2 separate regions of the Mus musculus genome follow, and region 2 is linked to region 1. A link is a loop called in an ENCODE intact Hi-C map of the cell type or tissue named here. Cell type or tissue: heart. All regions are shown on one strand.

Region 1 (8,000 bases):
CAGCTTTCTTTTTTACTAAAAGAATTGTAAAGTTAGAGCAAACATCTTAAAGTTTTACATCTTAGTTTTACAATAATAATAATAATAGTTATTATTATTGTTATTATTATTTTAAATGAAAAGGGCAAGCTGGAGTGAAATGAAATCAAATGTCCTCCTGAAGCGAGGACTGGGAGACTGTTCCCATGCCGGCTGCCCTCATGGGGTCTGTCTCTGAGTTCACAGGTCAGCCGGGAGCCTTGGCTCTGTCAGAACAGGCACTCTTGGCAGCCCTGTCCTACCCATGGGATTTGCAGGACATGTTTGCAATTTGTTTCTATTTTTAGATACAACTGCAAATGCAGTTTGAGAAACACCAGTCCTCAGAAAACCAGAGCAATTGCCCCTGAATTTTACTAAAGCTGTAACTGTCGCTGCCTTCTGTCTGCAGCCAGCACACAACCTCATCGTCCGGCAGACATGGAAGGGCAGTCACACAGACCTGCCTGCTGGCCCACACGCCCAACAGCCCTGCTCCAATCGGCTGTTCCCTGAGCTTTCTGAAGCTGCCATCTCTATTAGCTGGTTCTACTAAAGGTCTCTTTGCCTCAGGAAGGGCTCACCCTCAGACCTGGCATCTAGAAACTGGTTCATCAAGGAGGGAAAGGCAGCATGCTCCAGCACCCACTCCGGGGCTGGACAAAGGGGACTCACTTTCCTAAGAGTCAAAAGCAGAGTTTCCTTTGTGTTTTCCACTTTTTCAAGTGTCCGGTCTTGGGAGCACAGGAGCTGGTTAACTAGCGTCTGGGCACAGCCCGGCTGCTCCAGACAAGCTCTGGTCAGGCACTTGCCCCAAGCTCAAACCAACAGTCCTTGCATGTGAGGGATCTATGCCGCCACCCTGGTGATCGCTAATAAATGAAAAATTGACAGGCAAAGGAGAAAGGGGCCATTGGCAGAAAACAAAAAAATGTTAAGAGGTTGACCAAGAGTTCTGGGCCAAGAGTTCAAGACCTGCCTGTATACAGAATGAGCCTCTGTCTCAAACAATGTTCCCTTCAAATTTAAGGGGACTTAAATCTAACTAATGTCATCACTGAGGAAGCAGAGACACGAGAACCACGGGTTCTAGAGCGGCCTGACCTGCACTACACAGAAAAGACCCTGAGCAGAAAGAGAAAAAGAGGGTCTGAACTGCATGGGCCTGTGTGCCTGCGATCCCAGTATTTAAGAAGAAGACAAAGGAGAACTGTCTGTTGGAGATGCACCACATGACAAGAACCTGTCTCAACCCACCCCCCAAATAAATAAAAAAGAAACAAGTCAGAGAGCTGTAATAAAGCAGTTGTTGAGCAAACCTTAGCTCTAAATATATATAAGTCTGCTTTTCAGACAAAATTCTGACTAACATGCCAGGCACAGGCACGAACCACTCCTGAAGAAACAGTGCCCTGTTTTACACATTTGAGATACATTGAGGGCTAAAATGCAGAGCCCTTGACTTGACTTGTGTGCACCTAGGTCCAGAACTCACAAGTGACAATCAAAGCAATGCTATATTGGAGCCTCAGTCACAAAAGGGAAGGAAGGTCCTGTCAGCTCTGAAAGGAAAGGGCAGAATGCACAGTGATGCTCACAAGACCAAAACCACCCATTTTTGTCAGTGAATGCTTTTGTGTGTGTGTGTGTGTCTGTGTGTGTGTGTGTGTGTATGTGTGTGATTTATCTAGGAGAGATGGCTAAGATGAAGGGGCTTGCCGCCAAGCGCAATGGCCGGTGCTTACTCTCCAGAACTCACTCCTGTAAGCAGTTCTCGGAGCTCCATATGCAACACCAGGGTGCATGTGTGGAAGATGATTCAAGGTTGGGTTTGGCAATATAGTGAGTGCAAGGCCAGTTTAAACACCTGCAACCCTGTCTCAGAGGACAACCACCACCACCCAAATAGGCGTGATAGCACATTTCCATAATCCCTGCCCTAAGGAAGTAGGGACAAGAGGAATGCCAGCTTGGTTTTGCACAGCAAGTTCCAGGTTGGCCAAGGGCTAGAAAAGATAGCATGACTATATCCCTCTAAACACCAAGGAGTCCTAAAGTTCTACTACTCCAAAAACTAATTCTAAAACAGAGATGTCAATAGTGGGTACAGAATGGTTAGAATAGCAAGCATAGTCTCACTTATAAAAATTAACACACACACACACACACACACACACACACACACACGCCATTCCCTAGTCTCTTGTATAAATTATTATTACAGGTGCTAATGCATTTCTAGGCAGTTCTGTAGATGGGTCTCCTACAGGAGCTTAATCCTCACCCAATCAAACCTCTGTCAGGGCTGAGTCCAATTTTCCTGTTCCTAAATATTCTGCCCCCACCTTTGGTGCCCCCAAGGGTCCCCAGATAACCTATCAATCTCTAACAGACGGTTGGAATGCTGGCTAGTCTGTATTCTGTCTTCGTGGCTAACTGGTCTTACTTCTTGTGTGTGTGGAGAAAGAACGCTAACTTTACTGTTTAACTTCACTAAAACAGCATCTCTGACATGGTCATGGTGGTTCATTCTTTTGGTTCCAACACTGATAGGAGAAAGCGGAGATGGAGATGGCAGGTAGGTGGATCCCTGAGTTCTAGGGCAGCCTGGTCTACAGAGAAACCAAAAGACCATCCCAGTATGGGATACATAGTGAGACCCAGTCTGAGAAAACAACAAAAGCCAGGTGGTGTGGACACCTTTAATACCTTCCCCCACCCCCATCCCACCTCCACCCCCTACAGGCAGGATCAGTCAGATCTCTAAGTTTGAGGCCAGCCTGGTTTACATAGCAATTCAAGGACGGGACAGAATTTAGGGACTCGGTATCAAGACCAAACAACAACAACAAAATGCCAGGTGTGGTGGGACAGATCTTTAATCCTAGCATTTGGTCGGTTTAGGCAGCTGGATCTCCAAGGCCAGCCTTGTTAAATCTCAGGCTCCAGGCCATTCAAAGCTACAGTGAAATGTAGACTTAAAACAAACAAACAAACAAACAAGGCATCTCTAGTAAAGCCCAAAGTGGTTCTTGGTGTGTCTTGGTCTCACATGAGAATATATATAAAAGTTTAGATTTTTAAAAATGCAAAAATAATTCTTAGGGCTGGGGATGTAACTTAGTTGGTAAAATGTTTGCCTACCGTAACTAAAGTCGTAATTTCGATCAAGTACCACAAAAATTAGGTGCAGTGCACATACTTGTAATCCCAAGTATGTAACTCCTGTAACTTGACAGGCGTTCAGGATCACGCAGGCCTATATAACAAAAAAGTCTGAGGCCAGCAGGGACCACAGGAGACTGTCTCAAAAAAGGAAAACAAAAAAACAAAAAAATCCTGGCTAAATCCCAGTATTCGAGGAAGCTGAAGTCCTGTAAGGTTTACACATGAAACTCTAAAACGAGGGGCTGGAGAGATGGCTCAGCGTTTAAGAGCACTTGTGGCTCTTGCAGAGGTCGTGGGTTGTGTTCCCATCACCCACGTGGCTGCTCCCAACCATCTATCTGTAAATCCGATGCCCTCCTCTGACCTCTTAGGAGACCAGGCATGGATATGGCGCATATATATGCAGTCAAAACACATACACCGAAAATGAAGCTTAAAAACAAAACCCAAACACCTATGAATTAAAAGTGGAAAGTCGCAAAAAGAGAAAAACTGCAGGCATGGAACCGAAACAGAGACAAACCTAAAACCTCTATCTGGGACATTTCCACACGTTCCCCACTCGCCTGGGTTTTCTGGGTCTTTATAGATTTCTGGCACCCTCCCCTCTACTCAGTGACGTGTTACTTGTAGGAAAACATTCAAAAGTTACTTCTAAAAGGAAGTTCTCTGACTTCCAAACAGTGAACATTAATTCTGAGCATCTCTGGTTGGCCTCCACCTCCAAAATACTCCCAAGCGGGCCACCTGAGCGATCAAACTTCTACTTTAGGACAAACTTAAAAAAAAAAGAAAAAAAGAACTCAGATGAGTTGAGTCCCAGCCCACAAGGCCTTCACAACTCCGCGCCTCACAGCCCGAGCCAAGTCTGCGTGGGAAATTACGTCGATCGTGGCGGGCACAAGTCACGAGGGGCGGCGAGCGCCCCGGCCCGGCTCCACCGCCCGCCAGGAAGGCCTCGCGCTCGCTGGGGTGCACACCCAGAGCGCCGCGCTGGACCCGCCTCCAGCCGGGCAGCGGGAACCACGGAGCGCCGTGGAACGGCCCGGGAGGGTGCCGCGCCCCCTGGCGGCGGGGCTCGCCGCACCCCGCTCCCAGCCGCCGGCAGCCTCGCTCCCTCCGCTGCCTCCCCGGGGCAGCGTCCCTCCGAGCGGCGGCTCTCCGGCCTCTGGCTCCCCGCCCTTCTGCTCCCTCTGACACCCCTCCATCGCCGCCACAGGCCGGTCGAACGCGAGCGCTCCGGCGCCGCGCAGTTGCTCCCCGGCGGCCCTCGGCCGCTCCATCGCCGGCCCGCCGGGGGTGGAGAGCCGGCGCGCGGCGCGAGTGGGGCCGGCCTGGCGGCGGCGGCGCGGACCGTTCCACCGTGCGTCCTCCCCTCCCTCCTCCTCCTCCCTGGCCGCGGCGCGCGTGCTCCCGGAACGCCATGGAGTCGCGGCGTTCCGAGCGGGCACAAAGGGGCGCGCGGCACAATGGGGCGCGACGAGCCCGTGGGCGCCCGCTCCCCCTTCCAGCCCGCGCGGAGGCGGCGAGCCGCTCGCAGGCGGCCCCGACCGGGGCCCACACTCACCTGGGACGAGAGTTGTTACTTTGCGGAGCGGGACCCGCGCCGAGTTCGGGCGCCACGTGCGGGGGGCGGGCGCGCGGGCCGCAGTGGGGGCCGAGCGCGCAGGGCCTGGCCGGGGCGGCCCCGCCGACTGGCTGGGGGCGGCGGGCGGGCGGGCGCCGTGTATTTTCCCCTCTCTTTGTGTGTGTCCGTGCGCTGCGCTCTCGCGTGACGTGACGGGACTCCGTGTGTCATTTCCGCACAAGGACACAGGAGCCCCCGCTGCAGTGGAACCTCAAGCCCTCCGCCCCCACCGCGCCGCCCCTCCCCCTCAGCGGGGCACACGCGGGACCAGCGGCGGCGGCGGCGGCGGCGCTCGGGCGTGAGCGACCGCGGCGGGGAGCTGGGGCGCGCTGCGGGGCGGGTGCGCTCGGCCTGCACAGCGCGGCTCCACGTGGGCCCGCGCCGGCTGCCGGCGGACCAGGGCGGCTCTCACCCACGGGAAAGCGCCCCGCGGCATTCTCGGCTACGTGCTCTCCGGGCTGGAGCGTGGCCCCGGCGCCTCTTTCTCTACTTTTTCTCTAACCCCGGGGGGTGGGGGTGGGAGGCAACGCGCCGTGTCTTTTCCGCCCGCGCCCCCCGCTTTTGGGGCGCTCGGCTGTGGCGCCGCACCATCGCACGGACCTTCCCGTGCCACGCCGGGCACAAAGACTTCGGGGTGCGCCCCCCCTCCAGTTCTGCATGGATTCGTGGTTGGGGGGGTATACTGGAGAGCGACCCCGGGCTCTGGGGGAGCCCTGGCCACTCCCCCGGCAGGGTGGCCGCCCTCTCCCGTAAAGCCTGAGTTCCGAGAGCCCAAGTTTTGCCGCTTGAGGCTGCGGAGCGAAGCACGCGCTTGGGGACCCTCATGCCACCAACTCAGAGCCACGGGGCTCAGCGCGGAAAACTGGGAGACTCCAGTCGCCGAGTTAGTTAAGACCGACCGTCTCCTAGTTTCCCGGACTGCAGAGTCGGAGTTGAGAAATAAGAAACCAACCCCTCGCAGTTCTCCAACTTTCGGGGACTTGGGGTGGGGGTGGAGGGAAAAGAAAAGCCCAAGTCAACTTTTAAGCTGCGTGCCTGGTTTTGGTAAACAATGAGAACGGAAAAAAAAATTTTTTTAATCCTTTAATTTGCCGATGGAAAAAAAATGTCTAAAAAGAAAAATGCAAATGATCCCATCTGCTGCCTACAGCTGACTGGCTGCGAGAGAGGACCATGTGGCCCGGCCCGGCGCGGTCAGTGAATACGTAGAATAGATTTTAAAAGGACGTACATGCTGGCTCCTAGCTGCCCAGTCGCGGCCTAAGGTTGGAATTAACGCGTAGTCAGAGATTATTGTGTCTTCACACAAATTGGGAATTTAATCATTACGCAAGTTCCTCGCCTTCTGGTTTGAAATCTAATGGCGCAGAGTTGGACCTTGGAGGGACTGTGGAACGTTCTGGAGAGGTGTTTGGGTTGCAGACTTGGAGAAGTCAGTACTAATTGCTATGCAAAATTAGCTAGCAGCTTGAAGAAAGGAGCCCAGCATCCTAGGGGTGCTTTTATAAGAGAATCTATACGTGCTCAGTGTCATTCAAAACAGGATGATGGAAAGAATGGGCCCGAGATAGCAGCCCTTCAAATTCAAAAGGCTAGGGTCGCCCTATCTACATTTAAAATAGGGAGGAGGGAGGAAGGGAGGGGGAATGGTTAATTTATACATTCCCTGGAGACAAAGTGGAAGCACTTGGATTCGTTAGGGAACTTGACTTCTGCACTTGTGCATTAAGTGACATGCGCAGCACAACTCTTCCCTCGGCTGCGTTAACAGATGCTGCAGTTTTGTCCTCACCTTCAATTTAATGTGACAGTTAGAATTATAAAAGGAGACGTTGCGTTTCATTAGTTTAGTTTTGTCGGATTTCCCAGAAGAGTCGGGAACAGTTAGCATCTAAGCTCGTTTTCCATTTAAACCGCTCTGCTGCGTTGCTTTAAGAATGTAAAATGGCCGTGTTCAGTTTTTAAAAAGAAAAATTTCCTGAATTGTGACAGGATCTATCTTTGCCCAACTATTCACAGTGAGAACTCAAGTGTCCAAGACAAATAAATCATCTCTTCTTTGTTAGAGACCTAAGCTTGGGTCAGATACTAGGTGTTTTGTTTTGGTTTGGGTTTAGCTTTCAAGGTAAGTGGAGTTTGTTGTGTGTCCCCACTAAGTCATTAGCAGAGTTGCCATGGGGCTACCCACCTCTGCGCCCAGCAGATTGGAGACAAAGGTGGTGGGATTTTTCTTTAGAAAGTGCCAGGCTAGACTACATGGTGACATCTTGTTTCCAAAAACAAAAAGTTTTTTTTTTTTAAAGGGGTGTGAAAAAAATTAACAGAAATGGACTACATTACTATCTATAAAAGAAACTTAGTTTCATGTTTTTTTATTTTTTTATTAGATATTTTCTTTATTTACATTTCAAATGTTATTCCCTTTCCAGGTTTCCCCTCCAAAAACTCCCTCCCTCTATCCCTTTCCCCCTCCCCCTGCTCCCCAGCCCACCCACTCCCACTTCCTGGCCCTGGCATCTCTCTATATTGGGGCTTAGAACCTTCACAGGACCAAGGGCCTGTCCTCCCATTGATGACCAACTAGGCCATCCTAAGCTACATATGCAGCTGGAGCCATGAGTCCACCATGTATACTCTCTGGTTGGTGGTTTAGTCCCTGGGAGCTCTGGGAGTACTGGTTAGTTCATATTGTTGTTCCTCCCTTGGAGCTGTAAACCCCTTCAGCTCCTTGGGTCCTTTCTCTAGCTCCTTCATTGGGGACCCTGTGCTCCATCCAATGGATGATTGTGAGCATCCACGTCTGTATTTGTCATGTACTGGCAGAGCCTCTCAGGAGACAGTATATCAGGTTCCAATCAACAAAATCTTATTGGCATCTGCAATAGTGTCTGGGTTTGGTGGTTGTTTATGGGATGGATCCCCAGATGGAGCAGTCTCTGCATGGTCATTCCTTCAGTCCCTACTCCACACTTTGTCTCTCTAACTCCTTCCGTGGGTATTTTGTTCCCCCTTCTAAGAAGGATCGAATTATTCACACTTTGGTCTTCCTTCTTCTTGAGTTTTGTTTCATGTTTTAATGAGCATTTTGTGTTTGTTTGTTTGTTTTAATTCATGTGTATGTATATGTGTTTTGTAAACCACATGTGTTGGGGTGCCTAAGGAAACAGAAGAGCTGAACTTATAGGCT
Region 2 (8,000 bases), 310 kb after region 1:
TCTCTAGGACTGACTCTAGGCAATATATATGTCCCCAAACCTCCATCTTCCCTACAGTGACTGTGCATATGTGAAGTACATCCCAAGCCATCACATAGAGGATAAGTGCTAAAGAGATCCATAATGATCCTTAGCTGACTTTGTTGGACATTTTTGTTGTTTTAAGCCTCTGGGATTTTCCTAAGAATGGTTGCTTCTGCCTAACTCAAGGAAATCTAATGCCCTGTTGATTGGTGAATATGTTAGTTAGATTATGTACCATTGGCAAGAAATGGATACCACTTAAAGAAGTAAGAATTCAAGGTAAAGATGTTATTTTAATCTGTGAAAATATGAGCCTTAGATAAGGTAAAATGTAGATTGTTACAGGAATTTACCAAATCAGATTAGCATAAACTTAAAAACTCCAGAGATGGAATTGGAAAGAAGTTATAAGTCCACATTTCAGTAATTCTTAGCAACTTGCATAAGATTCAGCTTTCTTATGTGATCTGGAGATAACTAAAGAAGCTTCACGGGATGTTATGAATATTAAGTGAGACAATTCCTATCATGTGTTCAACATTATAATTATATTTTAATCCTCACCTTTAGCTAGAGCACAGAACTTGTTCAAGATGAACACTCATTTCAAATACTACACAGAAAAACCTTTCAAGATGGTTTTAGGCTACATTAATCAATTCTGGGTGATAGCCAATACATCCATAGAAGACCACTCTGGGGTCTTCCCATTGCTCTCTGATGTTTTTTTCCAGGTGAAGCAGGCCCAGATTAAGATCAAGAAGAACTCTAAAGAAGGGAGAACTCAAAAAGGTAACTGAGGAATATACAAAAGCTTGGCCCTGTGCCTATCTTGGTGATTGGCAGGGCTAATGAGGGAGAGAAATGAAGACTAATTGTATACCAGGAGGTTGGGCATTGTGTGTCGGGTGGAGGAAGGAAGGAGTCTTCAAAAACATATTTATGTTATTGTTTCTACCCAGAGTTACACGTTTACAAAGTATCCAGGGACCATGATCTGACTCAAGATTCTAAGTGCATAAAGCATCAACTCTTGGTGTAACTAGCTGCCTTCTATGGTACATTTGGGAAAGCACAGATTCAAGAACATGTAGCAATTGCAATTCCAAAGTTCAGGTCAGGTTAACGTTTTTTTCTCAGATATACTTTCTGAGTTTCCAATGTCAGTAAAGATCTACTTCATGGGTTCTGGTCCAATCGTTTTACCTCAGTCTTGTAGAGGGCAGGAAGGCACAGGTGGCTGATCAATGTCACTATTTTCATTAGACTCCTGGGCTGTTTCTTTAAAGTTACTCCCTTTGAAAGAAGTGCAGCTGTTTCTAAATATAAATCTGTGCTATAGTTTACCTTTTCTGTTTATTTGTTTCTTAACTTGTGAAACTGTATCTAAGACAGGGGGGTATACAACTTGTTACTTGATATCAGCTGAACAACAGTGAGTCAATTGTGACAGCTCTGGCCCCAAAGGAAACAGAGAAGATGTAAATGTTTCCAAGAGACAAAGGCTTCTTATTGCATAGTTTATTTTACAACATGAGTCTGTAGTTTTACAAAGTAAGGGGGAAAAAGTTTTCCTACCACTTTTTTTTTTTTTTTTTTTTTTTTTTTTTAGCTAAACACCAAGAGGACAGAACAGAAAAAAACAAGCCTACCAACAATAGGATGATGGAGACACCCTCTATATATAGTGTAACCATACATACTATGAATGGTGTAACCATATATAAGGATCACATTCCTTAGTGATGGGGAGGAGTCCGGGCTTCTCTCAGCCTCCTTAACTACTGGGTCGCTGGAGGTTTACCAACGTCTTCTGCAAATACATATGACCCAGCCAGAGGACTTGGGGCTCTGAAGCTGGATGCACATCTCCTTGGTTTTCATCTACCCCTTTTCTTAAATCCTTGACACGACCCCCTGGCTTTTCACTATGACCCCTAAAAGGCAAAAGCTGGCTTTTAGAAGTTCCCACAGGCCTTCTGCATGGCTTCGGGTACACAGGTACTTTCCCTCGCACCCCCAGCACACGAAAGAGAAGATGCTTTCCAGGGTACCCTCCCAAATATTTGTACGAAACACATTATGCTAAAATGCAAAAACAGGCCTCATAGGGTTGTTCAGCCCTGCAGAGTACGCTCCCAGATATCTGTAATTCTATGCTTAAAGAGACAAAACCATGCTAAAATGCAAATTAGGCAAGGCAACACTCAGAATGAACCCCACTTGATAGGCCGAACTGAGATTTTAATGAAAAGCTTACTCATACCCCCACACCGAATTCATTCTATCTCTTAAGGACTTAAAAATGTGTAATTTTAAATTCCACCACTGTCATAATGAACACTCCGTAATAACAAGCCGGGGAACAATGGACACCCCCATATCACATTGTGTCAGGTAATTACAAAGTGGAGCGGCGCGGGAAAGCTGAACTGGGAACGTCTAGGTGTCGTTCCTTTGCAGTGTGTGTAGGAGATTTTCAGAGCTGTGTGTTGTCTCTGGAGCCTCATCAAACGGTTCACGCTGATACCTCAACCCAAAAGACAGGGACAGGCGCAGCCGACCTTGGTCCAGGGCGTGGACAGAGGCGGCCCAAGAGGAAACACGTGAGCGCATGGAGGATGAGCTGGGCTTTGGAACCAGCAGATGCGAGTCTGGTGGAAGAGTGTGGAACCTGATGGAGAGGAGAGGGTCCTGTCGTGCGTGGCGAGGGCGTGGGGCTTCTGGGGGGAGGGATCCTGAGCGCACAACAGTACCCACTAAGCCCAACCCTTCCCATTAAGCACAGGGCACGGTGAGGGTGCAAGCCGGGTCACCGGGTAAAGATGCTACTTTGTAACAGAGCATAAGCTTGCGTTTGGGGCAGAGGGGGAAGGGAGACAGAAAGAGAAAGAAAATCAGGGAGCTGGAGGCTGAGTTGTCCTACTTCGAAGTCCTTCTCAGGAAGGCAAAAGCTTCCTGGCAAACAGTCTGACGGCGCGCTGTGCTGGAGACCCCTCTAAGCGACATTCAGCCTCCACACAGCCTGCCGTAGTCTTCGGAGCAGGACACTGGTGCCTGAGCGGTGGGTCCGGTCTGTGTTTCCCTCCGCTCCCGGGCGCTGCAACCCCGGAGCCGAGTTCTCGCTCTGCCTTCAGGTCCCTGCGCCCTTTCAGCGCTCCACCTCCACCCTTCACCCCGCTATGTTTTGCCTCAGCGGCCTCTAGGTCATCCTCAGAAGCCAACTCTGAGCCCACCGGAGCCCACGTCACGGAGCTCGGGAGCAGGAGGGGTCGTCGCGGGGAGGTGGCGGCTCCGAGTAGGGCCGGTGCCCGCCGCCCAGGAGCAGGCGGCCGCCAGCAGCCCCCGGAGCCGCGCAGCATCCGCGTCTACAACGACCGGGAAGCCACGCCCGCTCGCGAGCGGGGGGCTGGCCTTGTCCCCCCCACCCCCAGCCTCCCCTCCCTCGGACCCCTCCCCGCTCAGTCCCTCCCTCCGCCCGCGGCTCGGCTCGCGGGAGGCGCTGGGCGCCGGGGCTGGCGCGCTCTCCCGGGCGCACACACAGATCCACGCACGCACGCCCAGAGCAGCTGTCTCCGCCGTGGCCGGCGCTCCTCTCGCCCATGCGGACAGACAGAGCTCAGGAAGATGGCTGACGACTCCTTCGGGCCCCGAGGATGCAGCCCGGCGGCGGCGGGAGCGGGAGCGGCGGCGGCGGCACCGGCAGCGGCGGCAGCAGGAGCGGCGGCGGCGACGGTAGGAGCGGCGGCGGCGGCATCCCCGAGACTCCCCGGGCTACCCTTCCCCGTGACGGCCACTGACGGTCTCCGCCGCTAGAAGAGACCCCGCTCCTCCCTCGCCTGTTCCACCCCCACCCCCAGCCCCGGACCCGCTAGCACCGCTACCTCCGCCAGCGTTGCCACCATCAGCACCACCTCCACCTCCGCCACCGCCACCGCCACCACCACCACCGCCGGCGGCGGCAGCAGCCATTTCATCTCCACAGAAACCAGACACAAAAACATGGCAGAAATGGAGAAAGAAGGGAGACCTCCGGAAAATAAAAGAAGCCGGAAACCCGCTCACCCTGTGAAGAGGGAGATCAACGAGGAGATGAAGGTATTTTCGGACTCGGAGGCCGGGGAGACCGAGCTCTTTATTCCGTCCGCTCCCTTCGGGCTGTTGTGTAGGCTGCGGGGGGGGGGGGGGGGGACAGGGGCGCGCTTGTCAGTTTCTGCTGGGTCCCTGGGACGCCTCAGCTCCCCCTCCAGGTGCAAAACCGAGGCCAACTCATGGGCTGCATCTCCGAAGTCTGCCAACCTCAGATTTGATGGGGGCGAGGGGGGGGGGATACTATTTAACCTCACAAACCCTAGACTGGTACAGATGTTGCCGGGCGAGGGCACTGAACCCCAGTGGCGAGTGAGCATGGTGCAGTGGCTTTCCTGATGGTCGGTGTAGTATTTCTCCCTTTTTCGGAAATGAATCTCCGGACCCCTCCAAAGTTAAGAGCTGCCGGACCGGGGCACCCGGGATACCTGGATTCCACCCCTCTTCCCGGTCCATCCCCAGGCTCGGTGATCCCGCTTTGCTCCAACTCGCCGGCTGCGGCGGTGTAGCTGTCAGTGGCGGAGGCTTGGGCCGGAGCGGCGCGGGTCAGGGACGCTGCAGCCAGCGGGCTCGCCTCGCCGTCCCCGGCCGCTCCTCTCTGCTTCTGCCCCGGGTCTCCCGCTCGCCTCTGCACGCCTCACTTTCCAGTTAGCAGACCCGGCAAGCCCGGCTGAAAGCCAGCTGTCTGAGGGGCGGCCTCCGCTGCCGCCTGCCCATTGTTCGCGAAGGCCAGCCCCGAGTCCTCTCTGCGAGGCCGGGCGCCCTGCCAGGCCAGCGGTGCTCCAGAGGTGGCGAGCGCAGCCTCCTGGCGCTCCAGCTGTTCGCGTAGAAACCCAAGAACACGGCTCAGCCTGGACTCTTCTGTCACCCCCACTTCTTTATTTTCCTCAAAGTTGTGTGTTTTGCCTGGCGAGGATTTTATCTTGTGTGTGCATTATGAGTTTCTTGATTTGAAAAAGAAATCACTTTACGTACATAGATTTGTTTCTATGATATTAAAATATGTAAGGCTTGTTTTTCGCGTTTCTTGGCGTTCTCCACTTCTGTCTGCATGGAATCTTCAATACAGTCAGGTGACTTGGTCAGCTTTGGTTAAGTTTGTATTTGAAAGGCAAACTGGTTAAAATGGTATGGGACTAATTCACTGTTATTGCGGCTTGGGCATCTTCTTGGTTATAGCAAGCGTATTTGGTGAGGGTGCTGCGAGAAAGCCCACGTTTAGAAGGGGCAAACAGACACACATCTTAGGTGTTTGTGAAACTAGGTGTATGTTCCTAGCTTTGCCTCTCTCCCGGGAGTTTTACTTGTATTCCACGCTTTGGAAGTAGGGCTTTTATTTTGGGAGGAGGTGGTGGTGGTGAAGAATTTAGTGTCTGGAAGCAGGAGTTATCCGTCTGGGAAAGTTAGGAAGCTTTGCCTTGGAAATTAATACCATTCCCTGTAACAGAAACCACTATTGATTCTAATGATAGACAGTTTATAAAAGAAAAAGAAAAGAAAGAGATCTGTAAAAGTTGTTTTCTCTTCAAGAGGCAGAGTGTGTTCTGCAGTTCTGGCCCCTCCCTCCTGTCTTGCGTTTCTACATTACTTTTCCGTGTCGTTTTTAAATGGAGAGTGGGGGACGACCAGAGAAGGCCACCAGGCAACCACAGCTAGCTCTGGCCCTTTAAGATGCTGCCTAATGCCCTCTATATGGATGGCAGCTTTTAAGTTTCATAGGTTCTAGAATTACAAATTAGCTAATTTTAATCAAAACATGTGAAATGTTATCCCGGCTGGATATAAAGGCTGACTGTGCTCAATGCTTGGGGCTGGTGCTGTTGGCTTTGGCTGCAGGCACTCCGTGGTTTGGGAGATAGTTGTCCTTCTACAGTATAACAGATGTTTGTCTGAACTAGCGAGGAAGAAACAAAAACAACATTGTGTGAAGGGGAAAAATTACAGTTTTTAGCCCATGCTGCAGGACTGAGTATGGGATTAACCTGGATGCACAGAACTTCCTCTTTTTAAAAATGTTATTTTTCTTTCTCTAAATTGCCTTCTACTATTTGAAGCCTCAATCCTTCTTTCATTCTGTGGCATTAAAAGATTTTTTTTTCTTTTTCTTTTTTCTTTCTTTTTTTTTCTAGCACATAATTGAATTGTGGCATTTTTCTCTCTGGTTTGGAACAAAATGAAAGGGTCTGGCAAAATTTTTTCAGTCATATCCATGTATACCATGCCAGGGTGTCTGATGAATCTCTAGGCATTCTTCTAATAAAACATCATAAAAAAATCTTTGTTTAAAGTAGCTTCTCAAAATCACAGACTTACTTTGAACTCATGAATATTTTTCCTGATTTTAATATTAATAGCCACATCAACAACTTCCACCCCACCCCTCCTGGTATTATTATCCCTTCAGCTTCCTGAACTGAAGTGTAGGGTAACATAATAAGTTGGTTGCCCTGTATAAAATGTGTGCAACAAAATGTCATCCAGAACACAATGTAGCCTTGTACAACTTCATATCAGTGCCGCTGGGGCTGCCGGGCTGTATTTGCCTTCATCTGGACCAGTGTAAACTAAGCCCTGGTAAGTAATCACTGCCCAGCAGAAAGAAAGGAATGTATACAGCTAGCGGGGCCTAAGCTGTAAAAACGGAAACCTGAGCCCCCACTTCGGATCACATATCAAGGCTTGAAGGTAGGGGAAATGAAAGGGGAAAGGAGAGAGGAATGGAAAAGTCAGCCTGGGAAGTGGAGATCAGGAGGAGGCCCCCCTCGGGGAGATTTGGCCCAGGGATTAGGGAATTTTATCGCGGTGTACAGTGACCTACTCAGGTTTCAACACTCCTTGGATTGAGTTGCTTCTCTGTGAGCTGAAAGAAAAGGGACTGGTGTGTATGTGATTTTTTTTTCTCCTTTGGGTAATAGAAAGGACACTGGTACAAGTGTCTATTTTAAGTGCAGCAAATGCAGAGTGTCGGGAGCGGCCGGCAGAACTGCCTCACTCAGACACTTCAAGATTTTTCTAATCGTGACAATCACATAGTTAGCTAAAAATGGCTGGAGAAGCCAACCTCGATGAGGTTTCGCTGACACCAGTGATGGCAGTGGGGGTGGTCTTCACGAGGCTGTGGGCTAATGCTGGCTGCTGTTTCACTAGATCAGATAGAGTTACGTTTTCCTTATCACTGGTTTAATGGACATGGCAGTTGTAACAAATTTAAAATGTGATACAATATAATTTTGTGTGTGAAAAGTACACGACTTGGCATAGCTTGGCTCTGGTGTCCTTCAGGGGAAATATCCTCCCAGCTGGAATGTTTGTCTTACTGTGAGCTTTGTGGTTTTTCTTTATCTTTTCTTCTCTGGATGCTGATTTTTCCTGGCTTAAAGAAGAACTGAGCAAATTCTTCTGCTAGGGACTTCGTTATACTTATAATTATAATTACGACGCCTTACTTAATAGGCATAGTAAAGAAGTAAAGAAGATGTTAAAAACTGAGCTAGCAATCAAAAAGTTGTATAGCTTGCTTACTTTGGGCTTCTAAAATGACTATGGGGATTCTATCTAAGTCAATGTAACTCTGATAGGCTGTTCCTTACATGTGTCATAGTTCATGGAAGTCAACACAGAGAAATTCCAACATATGGAAGAGTTAATTAGCTCAGGAATTTTCCCAGAACGTGGTAGATACCATATAAAAGCTATGTATTAATGAATGTACAAATTATATATATATATAATATATATACATATATAATATATATACACATAGGTATATGTGTGTGTACACACACACACACACACACGCACACATATATATATATAGTCAAGATATGTATTTGTGCATATAAACCTCAGTAAACTGTGCTCAGCAGGTCCCAAACAATAACACAATT

What was found. Hi-C counts contacts between places; a loop is a spot of excess contacts. Peaks named below come from ENCODE experiments on the same cell type or tissue, not always from the same donor. Only the 100,000 strongest peaks of a DNase experiment are listed, where the experiment ranks them.
Region 2: a loop joins it to region 1, with 2.9 times the contacts of the local background. A loop is called at or near these places in 5 of 42 quality-filtered maps.

The regions. Positions count from the first base shown.
Region 1 is chr10:43,476,126-43,484,125 of GRCm38, reverse strand. It overlaps Bend3 (BEN domain containing 3), which reads right to left and starts at 4,986. Exons shown (of 4, transcript NM_199028.2): 1 at 4,754-4,986. In heart, a CTCF peak has its summit at 4,260 (motif pointing left); DNase peaks (open chromatin) are centred at 275, 4,215, 4,965, 5,985 and 2 weaker places; H3K4me3 peaks cover 4,501 bases; H3K27ac peaks cover 4,930 bases.
Region 2 is chr10:43,170,098-43,178,097 of GRCm38, reverse strand. Sobp (sine oculis binding protein) reads left to right here and starts at 3,568. Exons shown (of 7, transcript NM_175407.3): 1 at 3,568-4,122. The coding sequence starts at 4,027. 9030612E09Rik (RIKEN cDNA 9030612E09 gene) reads right to left here and starts at 3,399. Exons shown (of 1, transcript NR_102361.1): 1 at 1,533-3,399. In heart, a CTCF peak has its summit at 4,419; DNase peaks (open chromatin) are centred at 2,697, 3,497 and 4,797; H3K4me3 peaks cover 4,585 bases; H3K27ac peaks cover 3,472 bases; H3K27me3 peaks cover 802 bases.